Linked DNA regions of Mus musculus: region 1 is linked to region 2. A link is a loop called in an ENCODE intact Hi-C map of the cell type or tissue named here. Cell type or tissue: heart. All regions are shown on one strand. Each heading gives the region's core, and the rest is flanking DNA. Links, peaks and the distances in the headings are about the cores only. Region 1 has its middle 60 kb from the start of Vps54. Region 2 holds the start of Peli1 (pellino 1).

Region 1 (7,649 bases), core at 2,686-5,185, 88 kb after region 2:
AGAGGTGGGCTTGGTGGGGAGGGGCCAGAGCCTTGATGCTTTGAAGTTCTACTGTCTCTGGTGCTTCTGAGCTTTTGTACTTAAAATTCCTGTCTTTTCAAATCACTTTCATTAAAGTAAATGGTCCTATAAACTCAGGGTACTTAGATATTGGAGAATGTGTTTGACTATGTTGAACTCACAGAAGGATTCAACTGAAACATCAAGAAATTCTTTAGAAGTACACCAAATTTAATTATGAAAAACTAACTTTAAATGTATATAAACTTTAATAAACAGCCTAGGAGTAGCAGTGCATACCTGTAATCCCAGAACTCTAGGGTTGACTCAGGACGATAGAGTTGAAAACCAGAACGAGCTATATTGTGAGAGTTTGTCTCAAATTTAAATAAAAACATATAAACTTTGAAATGCATAACTTCCTTAAAGCATATGAAGACACAGTACTAATCAAAAATTACCACAGAATCAAGACAGGCAATTCCTGAACAGTCTCCATGTTGTGCACATGCGTAGCATCCTCAGACACAGCATGCCTGCTTACAGAGTCTTGTCTTAGAAGAATAGGCATGTGTCATAGCTCCAAAAACACTCCGCTCGTTATCTTCATGCCACGTTTATTTGTGTTTCGAGACTGCATCATGTTAATTGATGATAAAAGTGACACTGTGATTTACGGACTTTCTTGTCTTTTGTCTCTGAAGTGTAGGACATAAGAGCCATGGACCCAAAACAGAAGAGTTTCATTTATAGGTAAACCCAAAGTTCCTAGACACTGGGCTCTCTGTCTTTGTCTCTGTGTCTCTGTGTTTCTGTCTCTTTCTCTGTCTCTCTCTATGTCTGTTTCTGTCTCTCTCTGTGGTGTGTGTGTGTGTGTGTGTGTGTGTGTGTGTGTGTGTGTGTGTAGACTCATGTCAGGATATCTTCCTCAACTGCTTTTCCACTTTCATGTTTGAGCTGGGAGCTCACTGGACCAGGAGATCATCACTTGGGCTATAGTGACTAGTCACAGAGTAAAGGGTATGCACTGCCATGCTGGGATTTTTTTGTAGGAGATGTCTGGGGATCAGAACTAAGGTCCTCACACTTGTGTAGTGTGCACATTAGCCACCATCTACCCATCCCTGGTTAATGTCCCTTTTAAGCCTTAAAATTAAGTTCTATAAGTTCTTGAAGTTGACTAAAGTATTTAGCACTCAAAGCAATTTTTGAGATTAGTGTTAAAGCATTTATTCTAATGTCAAAAATCCAATGGTAAACACCAGTTCACAATTTGTATGGTGATATAATATCTGGTTTTGAAAGTTTTAAATTTTTATAAAAATTGCAAATCATAGAAAGACAATTTCTCATAAATTTACTTCCTAGAGAAAAAGCATTTGTCACATACACTTTGCTTCATTTTCTTAAGAATATTTTACTTTTGAATTTTCACCCCAATAGACTTGTTTCTCCAAAGGTGAGCTTCTGAGAAATCAGCTTCCCAGGGCTGGATAGATGGCTCAGTGGTTAAGAGCACTGACTGCTCTTCTGAAGGTTCTGAGTTCAAATCCCAACAACCACATGGTGGCTCACAACCATCTGTAATGAGATCTGATTCCCTCTTCTGGGCTATCTGAAGACAGTTACAATGTACTAATAAATCTAAATAAAGGAAGGAAGGAAGGGAGAAAGAAAGGGAGGAAGGGAGAAAGGAAGAAAGGGAGGGAGGAAGAAAGGAAAGAAGGAAGAAAGGGAGGAAGAAAGGAAGGAAGGGAGGGAGGAAGGAAAGGAGGGAGGAAGGAAGGGAGGAAGAAAGGCAGAAAGAAAGGAAGAAAGAGAGAAAGGAAGGGAGGGAGGGAGGGAGGAAGAAAGGAAGGAAGGAAGAAAAAAGAAAGAAAGAGAGAGAGAAAGAAGGAGAGAGAGAAAGAAAGAAACATCAGCTTCCCCTATGCAGTGCAGACAGCAGTTGGCTTGGGGACAGGAAGTGGCTCACAGCCCACCTAGGACACTGTTACTCTACAGTGTTTGTAGAAAGCCTTCAGCTGAAAACAGTGTATGTCAGAAAAGCTTATAGTTGGGCCTGCCTTAGGGAAAGAATTAAGTTCTTTCAAATGAAGCAAGCTGGACCTTCTATTATATCCCAGAACAATGTAGGTGTATTTTAGCTGTTCCTTGTAAACCATGGATATATTATCAAAAGCCTTCTCCACCACCTTCTTGATAGCCTGATGCAAACACCTGTAAGTTGTAGCAATAGGTCTGAGTGCCTGGCCTATGGCAGCAGGCTTGGCAGTGTATGTGATGCTACTGGGATGCAGGCTGCTGTGAGAAGCTCTGTTTCAATCTGCTGCCAAGTTCAGGAACACTTACCTCATTAGTGAGGCGTGTCCATTCTAAACAACTAGACTTAGCAATGCGTCCTGGTCTTCCATCCTAGGCCATTGCTATTCAGTAAAATATTCTGTGATGACAGAAATTGTCATCTATGTTGTGTGACAGATACACCTGGCTGCTGAGCTTCTGATTTATGTCTGGTTTAGCTGAGGAACTGAGGTTTTAGTTTTAACTTTATTAAATTCATAGTGATTTCACTGATCTGCCCCAGCTCTTTACCATTTCTAGTCTAATCACCACACTTCCTTAAGACACGGTGGATTCATCTATAGGGACTATGGAGATATCTATAGGGACAGTCACCTATATGTGTCTCCTCATTTGCAATGTTTCAAACAGCATCCTTTTCTACATAGCATTTTTTTCTTTCAATTAGATATATGTGTGTCTGTCATGGAAGCCAGAAGAGGGCAGAGGGACCCTGGAATCACAGGCAGTTGTGAGCCAACTGCCATGGCTGCTGACAACCAAAATCTTAAGTGCTCTGAAGTGCTGAGCCATCTCTCTAGCCCCATAGCATTTTCTTGATAAATAGACTCATTTCATTTCTTAGTGTTGTAACAAAATTCATGACTCAAGCAGTTTAAGGGAGGAAGGGTTTGATTTAGCGCTCAGTTGGAAGACACAGCCCATCACAGCAGAGAGGTCTTGAGGTGATAGTCACATTGTATCCATGGTTGGTAAGGGACTGAGAATTGCTGGTACTCAGCTTGCTTTCTTCTTTATATTCCATCTTGGGTCCAAGCCCATGGAATGGCCCCACCACATAAAGGGTTGCCCTGCCTTCCCACCTTAAGTTAACCCAAACTAGAAAGTCCCTCATAAATATGTGCAGAGTTTATCTCCTAGGGGATTACTAGATCCCGTGAGGTTGACAGTAGTAATCATCACAAATGGTGATCCTGCCAGTAAGAAAACTGAGCATCAGGTTTCTAGCGTCTCCACCAAGATTCTCCACCACGTCTGACTTTTTACTAAGAACTTTGCAAATCTGTGTCCAAATAACTCACTGTACTTTCTAATTTAGCAGATTAGTTTACACGGCTGTTTACAGATCTGTAATGAAAAGGGGGGTACTTCTGCTATCAGATGCATTTTCAGTACACGGCTAATGATTTATGTTCCAAGTCTCTGGGGAAGTTCTGTGTTGTCCTGTGTCTAGCTCAGAGCCATTTTCTGAACCTCATGCTGACACCTGTGCCCACCATGTTTGGTAGTGTCTTCACTTGGCCAGATTCTCCTAGGGCATCTGACTAACTCCTTAGAGACAGTGTCTCTGCGGCCATCTCTGGAAGATACACACATATCACCATGCCAGGGTCCAGGCTCCTGTACACCTCTCTTCTTTAATAAATCCACCACTTCAAGACTTGATGCTTGTATCAGAGGAAGACAAACACTAAACTATTGAAACCAAAGCCAGTTTTGCATTGGCTCTTCCCCTCTCTCAGGGAAAGGCTGCCACCTGCTGTAACACATTAGCAACAAGGGGTTTTCAACAAGGTCATTGAACACTTAAATCCTACATTCAAAATTAATGTGCATACAACCTCACTGCCTGCCGTTCCCTGAGCCGGGAGTAGAAGCAGAAATGTAAACTACAAGCACTGAGTAGAGTTAAACAGAAAGTCACCCATTGAAGGGTACCCACGAGAAACTGTCATCTCCAGAATCAAGGATGTCCTTCACCACTCAGCAGCAGAAGCTCACATTAGCTCATTGTAATCTTAGGTAAATACTGACTGGTTTTCTACTGCCTTAGCCTTTCTAGTTCTGTGTGTCCTTATTCTCTACAGCACTAGCAAGGCTTTGACACATGAGAAGACTGAAAGAGAATACAGGTTGACAACTTGGGAGACAGCAGCTCTAAGCTCGATTCTGGCTCCCTGCAGGAGCACCAGAGTCAGGATCCCAGCACTGGGATAATTTTGTCAAATAAATACTTTTTTTTTGTTTATTTGTAGCCTACCTGCTTGGTGCGGTTAGTATGTCCAAAAGAAGCAAGTTTGCATGGCTGAGAAAAACCAAAGTGAAGGAATTAGGGACATGACACCCTCAAATTTGCTGCTTGGGTGTGTTGATGATCTTAAGATAAAATCTGAAAGTCAGCAGATTCAGGGAATGGCTCTTTCTGAGCTTCCTTATCTGCCCAAGGACAGGTTTTCTAAAAGGAACTCAAGGGGAATAGGTTCCTCTCTGGGAGTTTCTCGTCATCACGGAAACAAGCCGTGTGTACACTACACCTACAGTGTTTGCAGCAGACCACTGTGTGTCTCATCTGTTGGGAGGATCTCCTCATCTGTCCCAGATTGCTAACTTGTCCATCTTCCTTCTGAAAATGGAGTATGAATCTCTCGCCTCCTTTCATTGGCTATCTGATGGTTCGTTCTTTAGCTGACAGCTGTAGCATATATACATTGCAGTGGCTTTTTTTTTTTTTCCTTGCTACTCTGCTTCCGGTCAGATACTTCACAGATGTAGCTATTTTCAGAGAAAAAACTTACCAGGTTTCCTCCAGAGGCTGCCAGATACTGTGCGGGTATTTGACAAAAGTACCATCCATTCTGTTACCCCAAACCCAGAAAGAATAAAACCAGGCAGCAAGGCATTAAAAAAAAAATTCTTGGAAGATAGAGAAAGGTCTTGCTCACACAAAGACAAGAATAAGGTGATGACGCCCAGTAGCCTCATTTCCAGAATCCTGTCTCTTCTCCTCCACTCTCTACCTCCATCCTGGGTCAGTACTGTGGCCTCTGCCACACAACAAGTATAAAGAACAAGAATGTTTCACCTTGGCCTTCAGGCCGTTTGCCACCCCAGCCGCTTCACTCTTTTTTTTTTTTTTTTCTGTTTTTTTTTTTTTTTTTTTCGAGACAGGGTTTCTCTGTGTAGCCCTGGCTGTCCTGGAACTCACTTTGTAGACCAGGCTGGCCTCCAACTCAGAAATCCGCCTGCCTCTGCCTCCCGAGTGCTGGGATTAAAGGCGAGCGCCACCACGCCCGGTTGTCTCTTCACTCTTAACAGCAATTCTAGGAATGTGACAGACTGAGGACCTAGTTAGTGATTTCAGTGTTGGGTAGACATAAGTATGAGTGAACTTGTGTTTATAAATGAATACCAAACTTCAAAAAAAAAATACAATTAAAGCAAAAGTAGGAGGAAATACAAATAACTTCAGAACAAAAATAGCTTTGAAAAGAAAGCCTCAGAGTGGAAGAAGTAGTCTTCTGAATACAAATGATCAGCCCTGAAACATACGTGCAAGTAACATGCAGATTAAGCAGGCTATATTTAGGAATATGTAGCTCAGCATGTGGCACATGCATTTAATCTCAGCACTTGGGAGGCGGAGGCAGTTGGATTGCTGTGAGTTCAAGACCAGCCTGATCTACACAGCAAGTTTCGGGACAACCAGGGCAACATAGTGAGACCCTGTCTCAAAATAAAACAAATAAAAAACAAAAGCAAAAGCCAAACAAAAAGGAGATTAGACACACACACACGGATATAAGGGGGAAATGATGTAATTAAATTATTAAAATTTTAAAAACAAAAGAAAAACTTTTTTTTTAATGCCCTACTGTCTGGTTTTCATCTTTCTGAGTTTGAGGCAACAACATAGCTTTTGAGGCAAATGTATAGCATATGGTAGCCTCTGGGGAAAACCGTGTTAGTCTCATCTCTGAAAACAGCTGTACATTGCTGCCCACTGTCTACCACTTGCAGGTGCAGAGACAGGAAGTAAAGCTAGCCACACAGGCAGCAAGGACAAGGAGGTCTGGGGGTGTAAGGAAAGCTGTCATGAGTTGCATCAATAGCTAAGAAGAAAAATGAACCCTTAAAGGATCTGGCACCATAGGACATCATTCATGTGTGAGTGTGTGTGGGCTTTCTATCTCTACAGTACCTTGTGTGTGGTGAGGGGGTTGGCCTTATATTACAGTGTGTGTGTGTGTGTGTGTGTGTGTGTGTGTGTGTGTGTGTGATTTCTTTCTCTACAGTATAGTGTGTGTGTGTGTGTGTGTGTGTGTGTGTGTGTGTATTTGCATTTTAGCTGTTTGTTTTTGAGAAAGAGTCTGGTTGTACAGTTCAGGCTGACCTCAAACTTGCAATCCTGCCTCCACCTCCCACCCCCTTGGCATTGGGATTGCAGACATGCACTACCATGTGTAGCCATCAATATTTTATTTATCAAAACATTACATAATCACACTGAACACCTAGAATTCTGTCCTTTTTTCATTTCTTGCCTCTGTGATTTTTCACTATATTTCTTTATAGTGTCACAATCTACTTGGCATTTTAATGTCTCAAGTTTTTATTATGTCCAAACTTACCCTGCTGCTAAAGATTGAGTTTGTTGCTGTTCCCTTGAGTTAAGAGTGAATGGATATCTTTGTAGCAAGCACCTTTCTCCTTCAGTAATTTATTATCTATTATAGTGAAAAGCCCATGGTTGCTTTCAACAAATATCTATTAAACAAAACAAGTTATTTATAATCAATTATCAAGAGTGACGCTATAGGTTAAATATTAAAACAATTCTGGTATAAGCAAGCTGAGTATCTCTTGATACAGATCACTACAAAAAGCTTTCTAAGGGGATTTTACTAATGTGCAAGATCAAAAGATAACACAACTTTCCAGTGATAACATTATTTTTAAATCTTGCTAATTAACAAGAGCTCAAGTTGTGGGAAGGTTGTTGAAATGAAAGGTCACGAAAAGTCTGGGTCACTATGGAAAATGTGGGTCATGTGTCTGGTTGTCTTTAAAGTCTACACTTGACTTCTGTTTAATTTTTCTGATTTAAAGGCAGAGTATGTAAGGAGATCAGTTAACCACCCAAAGTTTGACTTTTCAGTTTTAGGCTGAAGAGCAGAAGTAGCTCCCTTCCAAGGTAAGGGTGGGCTAGAGAGGAAGACCATACGCGCTACAGGAGGCAGCTCCTCAGCTGTCTCCAGGAAAGTCTCCAGCTTCACTGGGAGTTCCCTATAGAATCAGGGGCTTTGTCTCAGACTGGCTGAAGCAAACACTCCAGGTAATTTTAGGGCACATTGAGTCGGAAAAACAATGCTTTTATATAGCAAAATTGCTACTGCCAGGAATGAAGCACAAAGCAAAAATTTAAAGCATGAATATGAATATAAAATAGTAAACAGAGGCAGTAAGGTGGTTCAGCTGATAAAAGTGTCACATACCTACCACCTGACTTTCAGTACCAAAGCCCCACAGTAGAAATGTTGTGAAAAGTATTAAAGAATGTCACCACC
Region 2 (7,649 bases), core at 2,729-5,228:
TATACCTGTGTTTATAGCACAGCTATTATCTAAATTGTGTTCTATCTACTTTATTATTGTGGCTTACATGAAAGTACTGTAAAGTACTATTTACTATGCCTATATCCTAAGGACTACACTAAGCATTGGCATGCATTTTATCCCTCAGGAGAAACCAGGGTTAGAGTTGAACATTGTGGCACATGCCTGCAATACCAGTATTCAGGCAGAAGCAAGAGGATATCAAGTTTGAGGCCAGCCTGGGATATACAGTGTTTCTGAGACAAGTGTAAGACACCTGGAAAGGCACTCTGTTAAAACAAAACAAAAAATCAAAAGGAGCCAGAGGAACAGCTCAGCAAGGACAGGAGCTCTGACTGCACGGGACTCTCAGAACCCATGGAAAGGTGGAAGGCAGAATCAATTTCACAAAGTTGCCCCTTGGTATCCACACCTACGCACATACAGAATAATAGTAAGGAAGGAAGAAAGAAAGGAAAAAGAAAACATAGAAATAAATAGTGATGTTTATCTAGGAGATGAGCTTATCACCAAATGTATGAGCCTCAGAGTGAGGATGAAGTTGCTGGTGGAGCGGCCAGATTCAGTGCAATGCTTGGGTACACCTGAATCTAAGGAACATATTCTATCTCATGAAACTGCTGTCGGCGTGTAGTCACTCTGCTTAGATTGAGTTGTGTAGAACTAGAACTGCCTTTAAACAGGATAGAAATTTGTTTTCCTCGGAATCTTAAAGCAGGAGGCAGAGTCCAGAGCAGGTGTGTCAGCCCCATGATCATTAGGGACATAACTTCCATGTTTCTGCTTCTCCATCCACAGTTTGCTTGTTTTAGGTTGAGATTTTCATTTTATCTTCACTACTGTGTGTCCATGTTTGTTTTACTTCTGACAGCTATTCCATATTTCAGAATCCACTCTTCTAACTTACCACAACTCAGTCTAAACAATATGAGTCCCTTTCCTCCTTCAGTCCTTTGAGTTATTTGTTGCAAAACATTTTACTTTTGCACAAGTTATGGTCTTATACAGTGTTGTTGTGTTGTAGAAAATATCAATTCTGACCCAGGATTTCTACCTCACCTTTATCATTTAGTTCTCATATGAAACACACACACAACCTTTACATGTAGTATGTAGTTTTTATTACCCCACTTTAGGCTCCAGGCAGACCATACTATCAGCCACACCCAGGTCCCCTCAGATCCATGGATGAAAGACACACATACACACACATACACACAGAGTCACAGACACATACACACAGACACACACACATAAACACACACACACACACAGAGTCACAGACACATACACACAGACACACACACACATAAACACACACACACAAACACAGACACACACAGAGACACACAGAGAGACACACACACAGAGAGACACACGCAGACACATACACACACAGATACACACATAGACACACACAGACACACACAAACACAGACACACACACAGAGACACAGACAGACAGACAGACAGACAGACACACACACACACACACACACACACACACACACACACACTAGCTCATCTTTGATATGCTTTAGCTCAGTGGCCAGGCTCTCCTAAGCCTTCTTCAGCTTTTACACCCTTCTCTTCACTCCCAGCTCAGTACCTCTAATTCTGCCCTTTACTTTGTTGCCCGTTTATCCTCTCCTTGTTCAGCGTCCTAAATCTGCCCTCAGCTTGATTATGTTTCTAATATCCCACCTGCTACCCCAGGCCTAATTGGGGAAGAAGCTGATGGCCACTCTGCCTGAGATCTGACATGGCTGATGTTTTTTTCCCCATCTGAAGCATGGCAAATCTTTTCTCTCCTTGATCTGCTAGTTTGCCTGTGTGGAGTGGGGGGTAGAGGCTGGGGGAGAGGGGCAGACTGCAAGTCCTGCCTATTCCTCCGAGCTCATTGGCAGCTCGCATCTTTACTGATCAATCAAGAACCAACTGGGGACAGGACCTTCAGGTTCCCATGAAGATTCCTGATCAGAGCATCAGAACAACCCCTACATTTATATTTATAATAAGCCGTAAACAGCACAAGAACTGGGCAGCTATCTACCTTCTATGCTATTAGAATCTACTTTCTTATAGATAAATACAAATTATTACTTAATATTTACTATGTTTCATCTGGGATGCTCTTAACTCCCACTGGACAGCCCCCAGGGTTGCACTTTTATGGCTCACTTAACCCATGGTGGCTTCTCCTCCCTCCTCCTGCACTCCTCTCCTCCCTGTCTCCTAGGACTCCAAGCCTGAGAAGCCTAAACTCCACTTATGTCTCTTCTGCCCAGCTATTGGCTGTTGGCATCTTTATTTACTGATCAGAAATAACTTGGGGGTAGGGTCACAAGTCTATGTACAGACTCCAAGTCTTGGGGGCCCACATTTAGCATTACAATAGAGAGCAAGATCAAACCTCAACATTGTTGTTTTTGCCTTAAATTATCTTTAAAATGTTTTTGATGAAGGGGGATCTTACATATTTACAATTTTTGGCATTCAGGCTGTTAGGCTTAAGAGTGAGCACTCAACCCCACTGACCCATCTCATAAGTCCTGTGGTAGTTTTTATATGAATGCGCATTTACCCTGATCAGGGTCCATTAAGCTTCTCAAATATATCTTATCAAAAACTCATGTTTGAATACTGCTTCCAGAAGAAATAAAAAAAAGATGACATTCTTTAGCATATTACCCCCACCCTTCATGGGCTTAGCTGTCTCCTTCATTTTCTTGAAGTTTCCTCATGCCTCTCTCCCCAGTGTGCTTCTGCCACCGCCAGCAAATGTGCCATTAGCCTCTGTGTCCTCGAGCTCCCTGCTCCTTCACTGCTCTCTTCCACCTTTGCCAATAAAATACACAAACGTGGAAGCCGTGAGTCAGCCCACATTCAAATGATCTTTGAAGCACTTCCTGACCCTGCCTGAGTCTGAGGTAGTCTGAATTTTCCTATGACAGCATAGATCACACTGAGTCCATTTATCTGTCTCTTCCTTGGCAGAGAGAGGGGACAATGAATACAAAGTATGTCTCTTTTATATCTTTACAGCTCTATTTTTGAGGCCCAATAAAGTGCCTGGCACATAGTAAATACCTTTACTTGTTTTTTAGTATTTTATTTAAATATCTACATTAAATATTTTAAATACAGGTGTCTTGCCTGCATATATGTCTATGGGCCAATGAGGCCAGAAGATGGTGTTGGATTCCCTGAAGTTACAGGAGGCTGTGAGTGTCCACATTGGTGCTGGAAAAGAAGCCAGGTCCTTTGGAAGCGTGACCAGTGCTCTTAACTGCTGAGCCCTGCTGAGCCATTCTCTGTCTCCCGTGTACTTGTTTCTTAAATTACTTATTTCTTCATTGATCAAATAATTATGTGGTCTGTGGGCATCCAGGGTTTTTGATCCTAAGACTATTTGAAAATCCTTAGTTTCCCATCTTGAAATAGATGTCTGATTCCTTGGCATTAATGTTTTTTCTTCCAGGTTCTAGGTACTCTATTAAGGGAAACTGAGGCAAATTACCTGTAAACCTTCTGGAGAGCCAGTACTGTGTTTTCTCACACCACCATACATGCATACCTGGTCATTTAGAAAGGGTGTAAGACTTAGCTGAGCACAACATACCCATACCATGTTTCAAGGTGCCGTATGTTGTAATTTGATAGTGAGAAACTTGAATCGGCTAATACATACATTGAACAGTTCTGAACTCTCTCTACTTATCTTTTGAATATATATTTATGGAATCTGGATGTTTGAAGAACTATAGATTTTCAGATGAACAAATTGCAGTACAATGATCCAACAATGCTGTTAATGCTGAACTTGGGTTGGAATTAAATGTAACTAACCGAACAAAGAAATTACAGAATTCTGTTAATGGTCACGCTCCCTACAGTTTTATAACCTAATTGTTAAAACACTAAGAACAAGTAGATTTTTAGTACCTTGGGTAATTCTCTTGAAGGAGGCAAAGGAAGGGGGTATTTATGATTTGCAGAAGAAATCTAAACAACCAAGGAGACTGCCATGTCAAGAGGAAGTTAGATTTCACTGGGCACTTGGAAGTGGTTGGGGGTGGGGTGAAGCAGGAGGGACTGGCTGTGGGCAGGAACCCAATGGCACCAAAGACACAAGACCAGCCTTGTTTAGTCAACTACAGTCCAGAACCTTCAGGCTTAGTGAATGGGTGACTATGGCAACAGTCCCCGCCCCAACCCCCTTGCGCGTGCACAGCGCAGAGCCAGCAGTAGGCTCCTCCACAACAGATACTTTTTTTTTTCTCTCTCGGTAAAGAGAACTACAGTTCCCAAGAGCCCTCTCGGCACCGCCTCGCGATGTGGCCCTGCCCCTTACCCTTATGCCCCGCCCTCCCGCTAGTCCCGGTCCCTCCTTCCCAGTGTGTGTCAGTGACCCAAAGGCGGTTCGAGGCGGAGGGACCGTCGGGGGCGCCGCCGCCGCCTTCTCCAGCGCCAGCAACAGCAGCAGCAGCGGCAGCGACAACAGCAGCAGCGGCAGCAGCGGCCGTGCGGCGCCACCGGATCTGCCTGCAGCCCGGGGAGCTCACCACAAAGCGGGCCCGAGCCTCCCTCTCTAGTCCGCGCTCGGCTCTGCGTTCCACTCGGCCTCGCGGGGCTCGGCGGCTGGCGGGAAGGCGGCGGGCTCCGCTGGTGCCTGCGTTCAACCGGTGCTCGCGCCGCCCCCGCGCCCCGGGTGTCCGTGCGGCGGGCCGAGCTGGCGTTCCGGCCACCAGCAGTCGTCCGGTGAGTGCGGCGCGGGCGGCGAACGGGGGCGCGAGGGCCGGCGGCGCGGAACTTCCTCCGAGCCTTTGCCGGTGGCGGCGCGGCGGCCTGCGCGCCCGCCCGCCCGCGGGGAGGCGGCGGGGAGCAGAGTTTGCGGCGCCGCATCCCGCGCGGAGGGAGGAAGCGCCTTTGTGAGGAGCTGCCCGGAACGCCCTCCCCCACGGCTGGAGCGGGTGCGCGGCGGAGGGGAGCCCCAGCTCGGCGGCCCGGTTCTCGCTCCCGCGGCCAGGCTGCAGGCCGGCGAAGTGGAAGGGGAACAAAGGGGCGGTGGGCTTTTCTTTTGTTTGTGTGAATCTGATAACTTCTCAGCTTCCTTACGTAACACAGAATTCCAAGTTAGTCATTCTTTTTATTGTTATGATTATTGTCATCATCTCTGCGTGCCTCTACGTTTCCTTTCATCTTGGGAATCTCAGAGCATTTTAAAAACACTAATTAATTTCACCTCCCGGCCCTTGCCAAGCCCGTTTCCGTACGTGGGTAAACTGAGGTCCAGAAAGCCCTCAAATTGATGGATACGCTTGATGTACCGCGCTGGTGTCTGAGGCTCCGAAAGCGTTTATGAGTAATAACTCATTCTCCAAATGCCCTGTGGAAAAGTTAAAGATGCTCATTTTACTTACAGGTTAAATGAAGTCTGGAAGAAGTCTAGGTAATTGTTAGGTAGTTGAAACAATAATTCTTTTTAAATAGTATTTGAATCTTAAAACCTCAAAGGACTTTCTGAAAAATGTTCCGAGTGGTGAAGATACTGTAAGTCATCAACTCACTTCGCCATATATTATGTTTATATGTGCAGATCTCTTACAAAGTCAGACAACAATGATGAGGGAGGGGATAGTTTTTACTTAACCTACATTTAACATGTTTAGTCACTACTCACAATATGCTCGTTGGTTTTAGCCCCAGCACTCTTCCATCAACAAATATTGAGCATCTCATCCACAGGACGCTTTATTAAACCGAGAATTGAAGCTTTTGTGTATCAAAGGTTGTCTGTTTTGATTCAAAGGCTCTTTACTTTCGGGTAGTAGAGTGTTACTTTGTCTTCGTAGCAGGTGATCTTTTGTGTCAGATAGCACAATGTCTTTTCTCCACATTAACCGAGTTTGCCTAGTCGTGTGAATTTAAAGTTTTTGAATTGTGAACAGGGTGCAGTTCCTCAATTTCTTGTTTCGGTTTATGATGCATTTTCACAGGTAACAACATATTTCCCCAGAGTATTCAAATACACATACTTGAAACATTCTCCTTATTGTCTAAATATAGCATATAATTTCTTTGGGTTTCTTTCTTTCTTTTTTTTTTTTTTTTCACAGTTAACATCTGTAGTAAATACTCTGAGGGCAATTAATCTTTTAAACACTTTTGGTATCAAATGGAAGGTGTGAAAACTTTAAATCAAGTGTTATTTCTACAAGTTCTTTTCCTAAGTTGTATGAGATTTAGAACTGTAATAGCATTATTTTCATTTACACACTTAATTTAATTTTGTAATGCCCCCAGATTTTAAATCTAGTAGGTGTGTCAGAAAACGAAAGTGAGACTTTAGATATTTTTTCTTCTGTTCCCCAACCTATCCCCTTTCTGAAGTTTGTTAAGAGATCTGTTGAGCAATTTGAAAATGGAACACTTAAATGTATAGAAGATTGCTTATATGGTTATAGTGTTTCATCTGATAAATTTAAGGAATCTTAACCACCTAGGTTTTTAGTGTAAACTGGAAACCACCTTAGTTGGAGACTTGGCGGTTATTTGTGTGTTCCTTAAAATTAGCATTTAAGTAACCTTGTATTGACCTTTTCTGATAGTACTTACCAGCCAGCTCTACCAGGACCATTTGTACTTTTAAGGAACCCACTAACAACAGTGCTTTTGTCCTGTCCGATTCCAAGAGTCCAGAGGCAGAAGTTAGTGAAGTCTGGGTTTGCTGCCTTCCTGAGTTCTTTAGGATGCTTTAAAACAAATGGCTGAACATTACAGGGCAGGAAACAGAGCTATTGAGGCAGTTTTCAGAGGGAAGCCTCAGAGGGTTCCTATTTGCCTTAGTTTCTGCTTCTGTTTTACTTGTCAAAATGTCAGTTAAGTCCCTTGATTTAGAATGTGCTCCACTGTGGTTGCCCAGTAGATAGGTGTAAAGGGCTATAGAATTCTGCTTTGTGAACAGTTTTTCTGTTCACAGAGAAATGTAAAGCAGATTGAAAAACCCATTGATAGGCTCAAAAGTAATAGATAAGGCAACTGACAAAGACTTTAGGAAGTATAATATTAAATATTCCTGGAAACATTTATAAATAAGGAACAAAATTCTAGTTGAAGTCCCAGACAATAAATTACACATAGCACGGTCTTTCAATTTATAGATTTGTAGCCGTCTTTCTCAGAGCCCTTCTTCATATGTCATAGAAAAGTCTATATAAGATACTCTTTCAAATGACTCGGGCTGTTCTAGAGTTTCTTACTACACTCTAGAGTTTCTTTTTACACGTCATTGTTAGAGTCTCACCTCTGCTAGGGAAAGCTCACCTAGGCCTACACTAATTTGTAGGATCTTAAAACAAGAAATACAGGTCACTCAGAGATCTGGATATGATTTCAAGTTATCTATTAGTGTTTTCTATGCTGTTTTAATAGATACGTGCTTGGAAATACTGGCTAACATGCTATACTTAGTAAATTCTAAGTCATCTTTGTTCTTGTGCAAGGAATGTGTGCTAAGGAGAAGCATGAGATCTCCTGGGGGGAGTTTACAGGTTTGGTTTGGTTTGGTTTGAGAGGTTGTTTTTGTTTTCAGATCAGATTTTGCCTTGTAGTATTTCCCACCCTAG

The links. A loop is a pair of places that touch in the nucleus more often than their neighbours do. Peaks named below come from ENCODE experiments on the same cell type or tissue, not always from the same donor. Only the 100,000 strongest peaks of a DNase experiment are listed, where the experiment ranks them.
Region 1: it touches region 2 in a loop (3-fold over the local background); 15 of 42 quality-filtered maps call a loop at or near these places.

What each region holds. Positions count from the first base shown.
Region 1 is chr11:21,174,709-21,182,357 of GRCm38, forward strand. No RefSeq gene overlaps it. Among named protein-coding and RNA genes, the nearest start is that of Vps54, 60 kb to the right of the region's middle. In heart, for the core only: a CTCF peak has its summit at 3,846 (motif pointing left); a DNase peak (open chromatin) is centred at 3,843.
Region 2 is chr11:21,086,897-21,094,545 of GRCm38, forward strand. It overlaps Peli1 (pellino 1), which reads left to right and starts at 4,428. Exons shown (of 7, transcript NM_023324.2): 1 at 4,428-4,782. In heart, for the core only: no CTCF peak of the experiment used is centred there; DNase peaks (open chromatin) are centred at 4,275 and 4,965; H3K4me3 peaks cover 1,353 bases; H3K27ac peaks cover 1,311 bases.